Linked DNA regions of Homo sapiens: region 2 is linked to region 1. A link is a contact called in ENCODE Hi-C data. All regions are on one chromosome and are shown on one strand. Each heading gives the region's core, a stretch centred on a gene start or an enhancer-like site at or near the end of the contact. The rest is flanking DNA. Distances are from core to core; before and after follow the strand shown. Region 1 holds the start of BUD13-DT (BUD13 divergent transcript). Region 2 has its middle 12 kb from the start of FXYD2.

Evidence for each region. A loop is a pair of places that touch in the nucleus more often than their neighbours do. Pooled maps may share reads with other maps.
Region 2: a pooled map shows a loop between it and region 1 (5-fold over the local background). The contact joins the enhancer-like site here to the promoter of BUD13-DT in region 1. A Hi-C loop is called at or near these places in 3 of 37 single-sample maps with no recorded cell type and 7 of 50 pooled maps.

The regions. Positions count from the first base shown.
Region 1 is chr11:116,767,159-116,774,720 of GRCh38, reverse strand. It overlaps BUD13-DT (BUD13 divergent transcript), which reads right to left and starts at 1,250. Exons shown (of 2, transcript NR_186226.1): 1 at 1,210-1,250; 2 at 516-811. BUD13 (BUD13 spliceosome associated protein) reads left to right here and starts at 1,734. Exons shown (of 10, transcript NM_032725.4): 1 at 1,734-1,899; 2 at 4,499-4,592. The coding sequence starts at 1,757. ZPR1 (ZPR1 zinc finger) reads left to right here. Exons shown (of 14, transcript NM_003904.5): 14 at 1-922. RefSeq lists an enhancer at 1,186-1,275 and a silencer at 1,396-1,595.
Region 2 is chr11:117,809,134-117,816,695 of GRCh38, reverse strand. It overlaps a transcript of DSCAML1 not described here. Among named protein-coding and RNA genes, the nearest start is that of FXYD2, 12 kb to the left of the region's middle. RefSeq lists enhancers at 1,440-1,519, 2,309-2,886, 7,121-7,170, 7,221-7,290. Within about 2 kb of position 1,700, at least 12 of the 41 ENCODE cell types and tissues checked have a DNase peak (open chromatin) inside an H3K27ac peak, as active enhancers do.

The DNA.
Region 1 (7,562 bases), core at 1-2,500:
TAGTGAAGCCCTATCTTCTCAGCCCAGCGTCCTCGTCTCACAAGCCCTCAGAGCCCCAGCCTGCTTTCCTTTCTGGGCCTGTGCTGCAACCCCCTCAACATGGCCCACTGGGTAAAAATTCATGCTTCAAGACTGATCCCCAAGCCTGTTTTGTATTATATGAGTAAAGAATTTTTTAAACACTTATCCCCAGATAATGTGTATTTATTTATAAAGTATAGCCCTGTCTGCTTGACTAATATATTAAAAAAGTGACCTTTTTGACTCTTGGTCCAAGAAACTATTGTTTGCACTTTTGTGTAGTTGTGTATAGCATCCTGCAAATTCTGTCAGAAGTCTGTGATTTCAGTAACACTAAAACTTCTCTCTCAAATGGTACAAGTTTTCAGTTTTAAGACAAGTTCTGGGAATCTAATGTACAACATGTTGACTATAGCTAATAATTCTGTATTGTTTACTTGAAGTTTGCTAAGACAAATTTGCTTAAGTGCCCCCCCACCGAACTACTACATAAATTAGTGAAGGATGTTTTACTTAATTTGATTTTGGTAATCATTACACAATGTATAATTATATCCAGTCATCACATTGTACACCTTGAATATATATAATTTTTTGTCAAATAATAAAGCTGGGAAGAAAACGATAAAACTGACAATCTAACATATATGATGAGGTAAAAAGATCTGGTATTTCAAGAAATTTGGATGACCTCTTGCACCCCACTTCGCTAGCCTCTACTCCCTAGAGTCATGTTCTGACTATGTGAAGTTGAGCAACTTCCTTAATCTTGCCACGCTTCAGTTCTTATCTGTAAAATATGATAATGAAACGATTTGAGAATTGTGAGGGTTAAATGAGATAATTCAGGTAAAGCTCTAAACCCCCTGCAAAGAATAAAGTCTTTTCTTTCCCCCCAAAACTTGAGTGTTAGAATTCATTCTCTCTGGTTTCTCTCTTTTACTATGCTAAAAAATGATCCAGGTCCGTCCTTCTCATTGGCAAGATTGTTTTACAGTTTCCTTCAAGAGATAACTGGGGGCTACTTGTAATAGAACACTAGAAGAGTTACACAGGTCTTAGAAACTACGTTTTTCATAGTAATTATGTTGGTTTGCACTTCCTGGCTTCCTTTCTTGGACGGTAGGTACCTGGAAGCCTAGTGGAGCAGATTCCCCCCACTTAAAGATACTTATAAAAATAACGAACATAGTTCCGATGACCATGTGCCCAACACCGCTCTGCGCACTTCACACAGTAATATCATCTCAGCCTGTGACCGTTCCGAGTTAGGTGCCGGGATTCTCCCTGTTTTGTGATAACTTGCCCGAGGTCGTACAGCTAGCCAGCTATGGAACCAGTATTCAAACTCGGCTACGCTGCAGCCCGTGGCCCTCCACTTTCTTGCTCGTGCTCTGGAGTTTAGGCGGCCGATGGGGGCGGGGTCCTTTGGGTCAGGTTGTGGCCTCATAGAACAGCGCTTGCTGCGGTTGGATGGATGGGTGGGTGGGTGGGTGAGTGAATGAAGAGAAGAAACCTGGTGGCGTCGTCCCAGGGCTGTGGAGCGCCCCGAAGGTGCGCACGTCCCTGGCTAGCCTGCGAGCGCGTCCCGGTGGCCGCACCTGCCAGCCGCGCGATTCTTAGCACTCTCCGCCACTTCCGGCCGTGGCCCCGCCCTGTCGGGTGGCTGGCGTCCGTTACGCGTTGAGGCATTTTGTCCCCAGCGCCGACCCGTCTCTCTGCCCCCGCCGCTGCCATGGCGGCAGCTCCGCCGCTTTCCAAGGCCGAGTATCTGAAGCGTTACTTGTCCGGGGCAGATGCCGGCGTCGACCGGGGATCTGAGTCCGGTCGCAAGCGTCGCAAAAAGCGGCCGAAGCCTGGCGGGGCCGGCGGCAAGGGGTGAGTTGGTACCGGCCGGGGCGGGGCCTGCGACGTCTAGCCACCCCTTCCCAACTCCGCCCTCGGCCGCCCGGCAGTTCCTTCCCTCTTGGCGGGTCTCTCGGCTTCTCCGCCGACCCCTGCTCATGCTCAGGGCCCCACTCACATCGCTTGAGGCCCCCCGCCTTGCCTCTGCCGCCCCGCTTACATCTCGAGCCTCTGAGCAGTAGCGTCAGTGCGTTAAAGCCGGGGTGTAACTTTGATTACTCTTTTCCCGCCTTGGTAGACTTCCGTCCTCTCCCATAGAGAATGAATATTGTGCCTCGAGAATAATGGAGCGGATTCAAAGCCTCTGTGCTTGGATCTTTAGGGCCCGGTACCTGCCTGTGGGGATTCCCAGATCCCAAGGACTTGGTTCTGAATCAGAGACCTTTGATCACCTCCTGTTACTCTTAGTAATAGTCCTAACGTGAGAAGCTAACATTTATATAGTTATACTTTTCTTGCCAGGCACCATTATAAGAAATTTAAACATATATAAGTTTATTTAAGCCTCACCACACTACCATGAAGTGGGTATTATTTTCATATGGGACAACTTTGTGGCCCAGTGTAGTGGGCCCTACCAAATCGTTTTCCACCCAGAACCACAGAATGTGACATTTAGAAATAGGGTCTTTGGAGATGTAATCAGTTAAGATGAGGTCATACTTGATTAAGGTGGGTGCCAAATCCAAGATGACTGTTTGCCTTTTAAAAAGAGGGAAGTATGGATACAGACACAGCAACAAAGGAAAAACGACCATGTCTAGATGAAGGCTGAGATTGGATTGGATTTATGTTGCCAAAAGCCAAGGTATGCTTGGGGCTACCAGAAGCTGGGAGAGGCAAGGAAAGATTCTCTGCTAGAGACTTTCCAGGGAGGATGGCCTTGCAGACACCTGGATTTCAGATTGCTAGCTTCCAGAACTGCGAGAGAGTTTCTGTTGTTTTATGCCACGCAATTTGTGGTACTTTGTTACAGTAACCCTAAGGCACTGAGATACCCAGTGAAGTCACATTGTTCTAAAGAACTAGTCCAAGTTCTTTTCTGGTTTGGTGCTTGCCTTATTATTGTCTTCGTCTTTCTGCCTCGCTGACTTGTGTGGATCCTTTGGAGGCAGTGCCATGTGATGAAAGTAGCTTGAGTGTTGGAGCAGCACTGGTCAGAGTTCGAATCCTAGCTGTGCCACTTTATAGGCTGTGTACCCTTGGGCAAGGTGTTTCATCTCACTGAGCTGCAGTTTCCTTATCTTTAAAATGAGAATAATAATAATAATGGTTTTATTAAGTGGTGGTTGTGATTAGAGGGATTGCATTAAGTGACCCTGGCTTTTTGAATAACTTCACATCATGGCAGTCATTGTTATTATTTGGGCTCAGCTATATAGTTTATCCACGTAACAAACATTTATTGAATATTTCGTATTCCAGTTACTGTAGGGTGTTGAGGATGCCTCTGTGAACAAAAAAAACATAGTCCCTGTTCTTGTGGAGCTTATAGATTAATGGGAATACAGGCTTTAAGCAACTAATTACACAACTAATCGATATATTTTCTTTATGATAAATGCAATGAAAGTATTCCAAGAGTTTTTAACAAGGGTTCTTAGTCTTGAGTGAGTGTGGGATGGTGAGGGAATTGGGTGAAGCAGTCAAGAAAAGTTTGCCAAAGGAAGTTAAATTTGTGTTAGGACCTGAAGAATGAGGAAGAGTTTCCTGGAATGAGAAAGAGTTTCCTAGCACTTTGGGAGGCCAAGGCGGGTGGATTGCTTGCATCTAGGAGTTTGAGACCAGTCTGGGCAACATGGTGAAACCCTGTTTCTACAAAAAATACAAAAAAGTAGTCAGGCACAGTGGCACATGCCTGTAGTCCCAGCTACTTGGGAGACTGAGTAGGGAGAATAACTTAACCCCGGGAAGTCAAGGCTGCAGGGAGCCATGATGGTGTCCCTGCACTCCAGCCTGGGCAGCAGTGTGAGACCCTGTCTCAAAAAAGAAAAAGACTAGGGCCGGGCGCGGTGGCTCACGCCTATAATCCCAGCACTTTGGGAGGCCAAGGCGGGCGGATCACGAGGTCAGGAGATCGAGACCATCCTGACTAACACGGTGAAACCCCGTCTCTACTAAAAATACAAAAAATTAGCCAGGCGTGGCAGTGGTCGCCTGTAGTCCCAGCTACTCAGGAGGCTGAGGCAGGAGAATGGTGTGAACCCGGGAGGCAGAGCTTGCAGTGAGCTGAGATCGTGCCACTGCACTCCAGCCTGGGCAACAGAGCGAGACTCCGTCTCAAAAAAAAAAAAAAAGAAAAAGATTGAAAAGAGTAGATCAGGCAGAGGGAAGGAACTGCATATGTGAAAACTGATGTGATAGGAACTTGGCTCCTTTCTAAGCACCAAAGGATGACCAGGGAGGTGTTCAACCAAGGAAGTAGCAGTAGGAGATGAAGTTGACCTTGTAGACAAAGACTGGACCATGCAGGATCCTGTAGGATTTTGAACTTTATTTTAAAACCAATAGATAAATGTTTTTATGCTGGTATCCTAGAATGACTCTTTTTGATCTTCTTATTCTCATTTAGAATGCGGATTGTGGATGATGATGTGAGCTGGACAGCTATCTCCACAACCAAACTAGAAAAGGAGGAAGAGGAAGATGATGGAGATTTGCCTGTGGTATGTATCTTTGGGGCTGTCAGGATTTTGAAATGAAGCAAGCTTCTCAATTTCCTTTTTTTTTTTTTTTTTGAGACGGAGTCTCGCTCTGTCACCCAAGCTGGAGTGCAATGGCATGATCTTGGCTCACTGCAACCTCCGCCTCCCGGGTTCAGATGATTCTCCTGCCTCAGCCTCCTGAGTAGCTGGGATTACAGGCACCCGCCATCATGCCTGGCTAATTTTTTTTTTTTAATTTTTGTAGAAATGGGGTTTCACCATGTTGGCCAGGCTGGTCTTGAACTCATGACCTCAGGTGATCCACCCACCTTGGCCTCCCAAAGTGCTGGGATTACAGGCGTGAGCCATTGTGCCAGGCCAAGCTTCTCAAATTTATTTTTCCAGCTTAGGGTAGATTTGTAGGGGGGTTAGTTGAGAACAGAAAAGAGGTGACAGTTTCCAAAGAGCTGTTTAAAATAGTTTTCTTTGCTGATGCCTATACACCAACTTGTCTCTTTATGGAGGGTCCATCAGCCTAGAAATGAGATGGATCACAGAGAGAGGACTTCTCGACATCAGTGTTAGAGTAATGATGAGACTTAGCTGTGGTTCATTTTGTTGGAATCTTTCTTAAAAACAATGCTGAGGTTCAGTTATAGGGAACTTTTTATTTGCTCCTTTTTTCAGTGCTTTAACTAAGCTTTCAAATTGTATATTCTTGCCTAAGTACTGGAGATATGTAGATTAATAGAACATAGCTGTATTTTAGAGATTATACCCTAGAATGAAAAACTGAATTTCAGATAAATTTCAACAGTATGGTAAATGTTGGGGATGTTTCACATACGTACCAAGTACCATTAGAGCCCGGGGAGGTAGCATACTTTGTATTCTGTTGGGAGATATCCTGAAAGATGTAAATACTGAGTTTTGAAGGGTAAGTAAGAGCCAGGTGGACAAAATCATAGGCAAATGACCTCCCAGTGGTTCATGAAACCATTGCTGAGAATTTCTGAGAAACAAAGTGGAAAGGAGAGCTGTAGATAGGCTGAATTCCACTAAAGTTGGTAAAGATGGATTCCAGTGAGTATTTAATATTAATTCCCAGCAAAATTCTTTTTTTTTTTTTTTTTTTGAGACGGAGTCTCACCGTGTTGCCCAGGCTTGAGTGTAGTGGTATGATCTCGGCTCACTGCAAGCTCTGCCTCCTGGGTTCACACCATTCTCCTGCCTCAGCCTCCTGAGTAGCTGGGACTACAGGGGCCCACCAACACGCCCGGCTAATTTTTTGTGTTTTTTTTTGTATTTTTAGTAGAGACAGGGTTTCATCATGTTAGCCAGGTTGGTCTTGATCTCCTGACCTCGTGATCCGCCCACCTCGGCCTCCTGAAGGGCTGGGATTACATGTGTGAGCCACTGCACCTGGCCAATTCCCAGCAAAATTCTAAAATAGATTATTTAAAAGAGGGCTTGCTAGTAATTAGAAGGGAAATAGTGATCTTAGGGAGCCAATTTAGTTTTGGTCAGAAGAAGTAAATATTAACAATGTTTGTTGTTTTTTTTTAATTTTATAAAAGCAATGCATATTTATTACAGAATATTTGGGAATTAAAAAAAGTTTAAAGTTTTTAAAAGAATAAACACTTGCATGTTACCATCCAAAGATAACTGCTAATACTTGGATGCATATCTCTTCAGGTTTTTCTCTTTAGAGATTATACACGCTTGTATTTTATTTTTTTGAACATAATTGGGATCATATTGTACATAGGGTTTTGGAGTCTACTCCTCTGCTAAATAATATGTTGTGGATACTCTGGTAAGACCTTAAAATATTCTTTGAGTGTATGATTTTTAACGGTTATGTAGTAGTTCAATATATATATTTTATCTGTTCTGTTACTGGATACATGGATTGTTTCCACTTATAAAATATCATACATCGTTGTACATAAATCATTTGTAGAAATCAGTTTATTTCTTTATTCCCATAAAATGAAATGAGTGGATCAAAGGGTATGGTTCGCTTTAGTTATATTCCCATGTTGCTTTCCAAAAGGTGCTACCAATTTACACTCCCACTAGAGGTGATGAGAATGCCAGTTTGCCTACGTCGTCAATATTAGAGCACTATTATTATTATTATTATTATTATTATTATTATTATTATTATTTTTGAGACAGGGTCTTGCTCTGTTGCCCAGGCTGAAATACAGTGGTGTGATCATGCCCCATTGTAGCCTCTACCTTCCAGGTGCAAGCAATCCTCCTACCTTAGTCCTGCACGTAGCTGGTACCACAGGTGCGCACCTCCATGCCTGGCTAATTTTGGGTATTTTTTGTAGAGATGAGGTCTCTGTGTTGCCCAGTCTGGTCTTGACCTCCTGGGCTCAAGTGATCCTCCTGCCTAGGCCTCCTAAAGTGTTGGGATTACAGGTGTTAGCCACATGCCCCACCAATATTGAAGGATTATTAACAAAACAAAACCAATAGCAAACCTATGCTGATTTAGCAAGTGAGTAATGGTATCCAGTTTCTTTTTTTTTTTTTTTTTTTTTTGGTGGAGTCTCACTCTGTTGCCCAGGCTGGAGTGCAGTGGCGTGATCTCGGATCACTGCAAGCTCCGCCTCCCGGGTTCACGCCATTCTCCTGCCTCAGCCTCCCGAGTAGCTGGGACTACAGGCACCTGCCACCATGCCTGGCTAATTTTTTGTATTTTTAGTAGAGATGAAGTTTCACTGTGTTAGCCAGGATGATCTTGATCTCCTAACTTCATGATCTGCCTGCCTCGGCCTCCCAAAGTGCTGGGATTACAGACGTGAGCCACCGTGCCTGGCCCAGTTTCTTTGAACACTAGTGAAATGAATCATTTTTTATATGTTCATTAGGCTTATGTTGTGGGTGTATTTTATCATTTGCCTTTTCACTTAGTTCATAATTGTTTTTATTATTTTTTTTTTTTGAGACATATTCTCACACTGTCACCAACGC
Region 2 (7,562 bases), core at 451-2,950, 1.0 Mb before region 1:
CTGGACAGACGGGTGGGAGTGGAGGGCGTGAGGGGTGTTGTGCTGAAGAAAGGCCCAGGGCAGGGGGTGGTGTAGCGTCTCCTCCCAGACTCTCCAGGCTTCCACCCTCCCTCCGCTCTGCTCGGCAGGGCTGCTGTGGGGGAGATTAGTCGCCTCCCTGTTGATCCATGGCCCCAGGCAGCTGAGCTCTGAACTGCAATTCATCAGGGGCCTCTGGGGCGGGTAATCTGTGCCTCACCAAGCGCCCATTCTTCATTCCTAGCAGGCTGCCTGACAAATGCCTGGCCAGCGGAGATCAGAGGCAAATGCCACGGCAGCTCGGCCCTGTTGTCAGAGCGAGTCACTGGCTGGGAAGATGGATTGGGCCTGGGCCTCGGAGCCAGGGCCACAGCGGCCTCCTTCCGGGACATTGGGAGGGCAGTGCTGAGCCCAGGGCTGCACTGGGAGAGCCACGGAAGGGCCCGAGTGTCCTAGCCTTGGAAGAAAGCCTGGGCCCAGACTCAGTGCCCCCTCCCAGTTTTGGCTGCAGGAGGAGCCTCACAGGCTGGGGACACTTCATAGTTTGCCGTTGAGTGACTGAGGACTTGGGAAGAAATCCTGTTTAGAACTTCAAACGTTCATTCCCAGAGCTTCAACCTGACACTGGAGGGGCAAAGAAGGTGGCATTGGGAGATTGGGGGAGGGTCTCCCCCAGGTGTGGAGGGACCTCATGCCTAGAAGGGACTGGGACGAGCTATGTTCAGGAGTGGCAGCTCCCCAACCCGTTTTGGCAGATTTCATTTTCAGTTTGTAGGCAGTGGGGCCTCAGATGTGAAGGCAAGCTCAGAATTTAGGGAGACTTAGGGTCCCCTGGCAGGGCGGGAGACCAGGGCAGAGCACCTGCCAGGGGACCCTGAGTCTCCCTGAATTCTGAGCTTCCCTTCACAGGGTGCAGGTGACACCAGGTCAGGAACAGTCCTGGAACAGTGGAGGCCCAGCCTGGCCTGTCCTGCTCCTATGGGCTTGCTGGGCTACCTGCTGTCACCCTGAGTGACACCCCGAAGTTCCTCAGCCCCAGGAGGCCGCCAGTCACCGCGGCTGCTACTGTCTCTAGATGTCTAAACTTGGTTCCCTTTTCAAGAAATGCTCACTGTCACTTCCCCAAAGGGCTTCTTTGGTGTCACTGAGAGGAATTCCCCCTGGTGAGCAGGGCAGCAGGGAGGGGAGAAGAGGGCAATGTTCTGAGCTGGGGAAGCAATTTGTGGCCCCGGAAGCCCTGCCTGCAGCTCAGTGCAGACCACACCGTGGAAGGTGGAAAATTGGTTTCACTGCCAGCTCTGCCCTTGGCTTGCTGTGTGACCTTGGGAAGGCCCTGGTCTGTCTCTGGACTTGGCTTTGGAAAAAACAGACACAAGACAAAAGTCCCAAGCTTCAGCTCACACGTCAAGGAGCTGTGACTTTTCAGGGGAAGGGGTAAGGGGAGAGCTGTGGCTGACCCCCTTGTTCCCTCCCGCCCCTTGGATAGCTGTTCTTAGAGAAAAGCTGGATACACCCCCACAGCCCCTGCAAATACACACTTGGCTTCCTCCCGGCAGTGAACACAGAGGCGCCCAGCAAGTGATGAAGGCAGACAAAAAGACACACTTGACAAAGCAAAGGAGATGAGGCTGGCTTGGCCCCGAGCCAGGAGCATGCTGAATTCTCTTGTGGTCTTTGTTTCCTGAATGGCCTATCAATCAGTAACCGAGTGCGTGCCAAACCCAGCCCACACGGGAACCCGGTGTCCTCGGCTCTCCAGTAAATACTACTTCAGGTCTCATGTCCGAGGACCATATGCTCCCAACACAGCTAATAAAATCATCCAGGAGTAGCCTGGAGGCCGCAGACACCCGCCCCAGGGGGCAGGAGGGGGACGAGCCAGGCTGGGCCTCCGCTGTTCAAGAGTGTTCCTGACCTGCTCTCTCTAGCACCCTGGGCACCTGCCAGGGGACCCTGAATCCCCTGAATTCTGAGCTTTGCCTTCACATCTGAGGCCCCACTGCTTATAAGCTACATGAGGGAGGGATTGCATCTGAAAGTTCACCCACCGATCCCAGTGCCTCACCCCCCTTTGGGCACTTAGTGCACCCTCCATACATGTTTACTGAGTGCACACGTGACTGGTTGAGTAGAGGAATGAATGAGTGATTGATTACCAACCAGGTGGACCACCCCTGTCCCTGCTCCATGCCTCCAGGAGCAAGGAAGTTGTGGGGTCAGGGTAGGCAGCTGGGGTGGTCAGAGGTGTGCGTGATCCCTTCTTCCTTGGCCTCACAGCTAAGGTCACAGGCTTTGGAATCAGCAGACCTGGATTTGAGCCCTGGCTTAGCCAATTATGAACTAAGTTTCATGCGCATCCGTGTGAAGAGAACCACCAAACAGGCTTTGTGTGAGCAACATGGCTGTTTATTTCACCTGGGTGCAGGCGGGCTGAGTCCAAAAAGAGAGTCAGCGAAGGGAGATAGGGGTGGGGCCGTTTTATAGGATTTGGGAAGATAATGGAAAATTACAGTCAAAGGGGGTTGTTCTCTGGTGGGCAGGGAAGGGGGGTCACAAGGTGCTCAGTGGGGGAGCTTCTGAGCCAGGAGAAGGAAATTCACAGGGTTAATCACTCAGTTAAGGTGGGGCAGAAACAAATCACAATGGTGGAATGTCATCAGTTAAGGCGGGGCAGGGCCTTTTCACTTCTTTTGTGATTCTTCAGTTACTTCAAGCCATCTGGGCGTATAGGTGCAAGTCACAGGGGATGCGATGGCTTGGCTTGGGCTCAGAGGCCTGACATTCCTGCCTTCATATATTAATAAGAAAAATAAAACAAAATAGTGTTGAAGTGTTGGGGCGGTGAAAATTTTGGGGGAGTGGTATGGAGACAGAATGGACGATGTTTCTCCGGGCTGCTTCAAGCGGGATTAGGGGTGGCGTGGGAACCTAGAGTGGGAGAGATTAAGCTGAAGGGAGGTCTTGTGGTAAGGGGTGATATTGTGGGGTTGTTAGAAGAAACATTTGTCATGTAGAATGATTGGTGATGGCCTGGATACGGTTTTGTATGAATTGAAAAACTAAATGGAATAAGAGAAGGAGAAAAACAGGTATAAAAGGTCTAAGAATTGGGAGGACCTAGGACATTTAATTAGAGAGTGCCTATGGAGATTCAGCATAGTCCTGCCAGCAAAGATTATTTATTTACTTCAAGAGTTAAGAGTGGCAATTTGGAGATAGCACGAGGAGATATCAGCTGTGATGGCTTGGAGAAACAGTATAAACCGGCAGTGTAAACAAGAGCAGGGCATGTATGAGTAGTTGAGAACGGTGAATAGGAGTATGACTAGACAGAAGATAGTAGGGATGACAAGTTTTTTGGGGCACAGTCGAAGTTGGTCTGGTGTCTGGAATGAGACTGGGGCCTAATAAAAAGGAGCATCTATACAGGAGGTTAAATGGGCTGTACCTTGTAGCATTCTGAGGACATGTCTGACTTCTGAGAAGGGAAAGTGGTAAAAGTATTGTCCAGTCCTTTTTAAGTTGGTGGCTGAGCTTGGTGAGGTGTGTTTTTAATAGACCATTAGTCTGTCACTGAATACTAAGAGCCTGAAAAAATGCTTGGCTGATTTGACTAATAAAGGCTGGTCTGTTATCAGACTGTATAGAGGTGGGAAGGCTAAACTGAGGAATTATGTCTGACAGAAGGGAAGAAATGACTGTGGTGGCCTTCTCAGACCTTGTAGGAAAGGCCTCTAAAAGTATTAAAGCAGTGGCAGCCGCTGCACGCAGACATGAGGGCTAGGCTAAAACAGTAAGGTCAAGTTGTTTGCACAGAAAGGCTACAGTGTGCGGTCCTGGCTCTTGTGTAAGAATTTTGACTGCACTAACCATGCCTAGGAAGGAAAGGAGTTGTTGTTTTGTAAAGGATTGAGGTTTGGGAGATTAGTCGGACACGATCAGCAGGAAGAGCACGTGTGTTTTTACGAGAATTATGCCGAGATAGGTAACAGATGAGGATGAAATTTGGGCTTGACTGAAGTAATGGGGGCTGTCTGTGAAGCCTTGTGGCAGTACAGCCCAGGTAATTTGCTGAGCCTGATGGGTGTCAGGGTCAGTCCAAGTGAAGCGAAGAGAGGCTGGGATGACGGGTGCAAAGGAATAGTAAAGAAAGCACGTTTGAGATCCAGAACAGAATAATGGATTGTGGAGGGAGGTATTGCGGATAGGAGAGTATATGGGTTTGGCACCATGGGGTGGATAGGCAAAACAATTTGGTTGATAAGGCATAGATCCTGAACTAACTTGTAAGGCTTGTCTGGTTTTAGGACAGGTAAAATGGGGGAATTGTAAGGAGAGTTTATAGGCTTTAAAAGGCCATGCTGTAGCAGGCGAGTGATAACAGGCATTAATCCTTTCAAAGCTTGCTGTGGGATGGGATATTGGCATTGAGTGGGGTAAGGGTGATTAGGTTTTAATGAGATGGTAAGGGGTGCATGATTGGTCGCCAAGGAGGGAGTAGAGGTCTCTTGTGGGTTAAGGTGGGGGAATACAAGAGGAGGACGCAAAGGAGGCTTTGGATTGGGAAGAAGGGCAGCAATGAGATGCAGCTGTAATCCAGGAATAGTCAGGGAAGCAGATAATTTGGTTAAAATATCTCGGCCTAATAAGGGAACTGGGCAGGTGGAGATAACTAAAAAAGAGTGCATAAAAGAGTGTTGTCTAAGTTGGCACCAGAGTTGGGGAGTTTTAAGAGGTTTAGAAGTCTGGCTGTCAATACGCACAGCAGTTATGGAGGCAAGGGAAACAGGCCTTTGAAAAGAAGGTAATGTGGAGTGGGTAGCCTCCGTATTGATTAAGAAGGGGATGGACTTACACTCCACTGTGAGAGTTACTTAAAGCTCGGCATCCGCGATGGTCTACGGGGCTTCCAAGGCAATCAGGCAGCCTCAGTCTTCAGCTGCTAAGCCGAGAAGGAGTCAGTCAGGGAGCCTTGGGCCAGAGTTCCAGGGGCTCTGGGAGTGGCTGCCAGGTGAGTTGAACAGTCCGATTTCCAGTGGGGTCCCGCGCAGATGGGACACGGCTTAGGAGGAATCCTGGGCTGCAGGCATTCCTTGGCCTGGTGTCCAGATTTCTAGCACTTGTAGTAAGCTCCTGGGGGAGGAGGTTCTGGAGGAACGCCTGGCCGCTGCAGTTCAGGCGTTTGGAAGTTCTTGTGTGCTGGAGATGTAGCTGGGGTTTGTCTCACAGTGGAGGTAAGGAATTGCAACTTTTTTTATTATTGTACACCTTGAAGGTGAGGTTAATTAAGTCCTGTTGTGGGGTTTGAGGGCCAGATTCTAATTTTTGGAGTTTTATTTAATGTCGGGAGCAGATTGGGTAATAAAATGTATATTGAGAATAAGATGGCCTTTTGACCTTTTAGGGTCTAGGGCTGTAAAGCTTCTCAGGGTTGCTGCCGAACGAGCCATGAACTCGGCTGGGGTTTTATATTTGATGAAAAAGAGCCTAAACGCTATCTGATTTGGGATAAAGAAAAAGGAGCATTAACCTTGACTATGCCTTTAGCTCCAGCCACCTTTTTAAGAGTAAATTGCTGGGCAGGTGGGGGAGGGCTAGTCACAGAACGAAACTGTAAGTCAGACCGGGTGTGAGGAGGAGAGGCGATAAAAAGATTACAGGGTGGAGGAGCGGAGGCTGAGGAAGAAATGGGACCTAGCTTGGTCTGGCGAGGAGGGGAGAGGTCAGATGGGTCTGTAGAAAAGGAAGATTAGAAAGACTCAGCGACGCTTGGGGTTGGGACTGAGGGGACAGGCGGGAGGGAAAGAAGGAAGATTTGGGACGAGTTGCACTGGGCACAGAGACTAGGAAGGGACTGATGTGTAAAAGAATGCGTGGACGTCAGGCACCTCAGATCATTTGCCCATTTTACGACAAGAATTATTTAGCTCTTGTAGGATGGAAAAATTGAAAGAGCTGTTTTCCGGCTATTTGGAACTACTGTCGAGTTTGTATTGGGGTCAAGCGGCATTGCAGAAGAAAATAAGACACTTTGATTTTAGGTCAGGTGAGAGTTGAAGAGGTTTTAAGTTCTTAAGGATACAGGCTAAGGGAGAAGAAGGAGGAATGGAAGGTGGAAGCTTGCCCATAGTGAAGGAGGCAAGCCTAGAGAAAAGAGTAGAGATACGGAGAAGGGGGTGGGGGTTTCTTGCCCTCCAGAAAAGCAGAGAAAGGGTTGGGGCACGGAAATAAGGGATTGGGGCACAGAGATAAGAGGTCGGGGTGCGGAAATAAGGGATTGGGACACAGAGATAAGAGGTCGGGGTGCGGAAATAAGGGATTGGGGGTTCTTGCCCCCTAGAAAAGCGGGACTTGCCACTAAGGGTGAAGGAGAAGGGGTTGAGGGGTACTTGCCCCTCCCCCAGAGGGCGCTGGAGTTTTGAGTCCACGGAGTTTTGGGTCCACGGAGTTTGGGTCCACGGAGTTTTGGGTCCACGTGTCTCCTTTGTCTCTATCAGAAAATGAAAGGAATTGAAATTAAGAGAAGGGAGAGATTGAAGTGTGGCGCCAAGATTGAAATGTGAATATGTATGTATGTGAATGTGTGTATGTGTGTGCGAATGTGTAAGTGAGTGTGTGAATGTGTGTGAGTGTGAATGTGTGTGAAAATATTTGAATATGTGTGAGTGTGGGAATGTGTGTATGTGAATGTGTGTATGAGTGTGTGTGAATGTGTGAGTGTGTGAATGTGTGTATGTGAATATGCGTGTGTGTGAATGTGTGAATGTGTGTGTGAGTGTGTGGGTGTGTGTGTGTAAGAGTATGTGAATGTGTAAGTGAGTGTGAGTGTGTATGTGACTGTGTGAGTTTGTGTGTGTTGTGCGTTGCTAGTTGAGCTGGAACTGGGGAGGAGCAGAGCAACCCAGGAGGGTTGCGTGGGTGGACCTAGCATCTGGAGCGCTGCGCGGCGATTCAGCCTCCTCAGCTGAGAATCAGAGGTCTGTTTTGGAGGACACCATTGGTCCCCTCCAGTAGTTCTTAGAGGCTGGCAAGGACACAGGCTGGGGCAGGGAGTGAGCCCAGCCTCCGGCTTCACTGCGAGACATGACTGGGGTGAAGGGCAGGACCTGTGTAGTGGAGAATTTGAGTGGCCGCCGTCTATGTTGTACTGCACAGCAGCCTGCGGCGCCACCATCCTGTCCTGTGGCACTAGGGGGAGGCAGACACCAGGTTCCCAGTGCGGAGGCCTGGAGCTTCCTTCCGCGGAGGACCGCAGAGACACATCCAGTAGTGGGCCAGGGAGGCGGGTTGTCCTCTCCAGCCATCAGAGCCACGCCCAAGGAGTCAGGCACAGCGGGGAGGAGGGCTCCCCTCCCTTCCCACAGCTCCCACCCTTCCCACACTGCACTTTCCAGGAGTGCAGACGCGGCAGCTGGCCTCCCAGGACCTGCCCCACCCTGGAGGTCTGCACTGAGCCCCTTCGCCAAATGAGGCAAGACTTCTCCTGAGCCTGGGGTCTCAGGGCAAACTCCTGAGGTCGCCTCTCCTAAATCTGAGGCATTCCC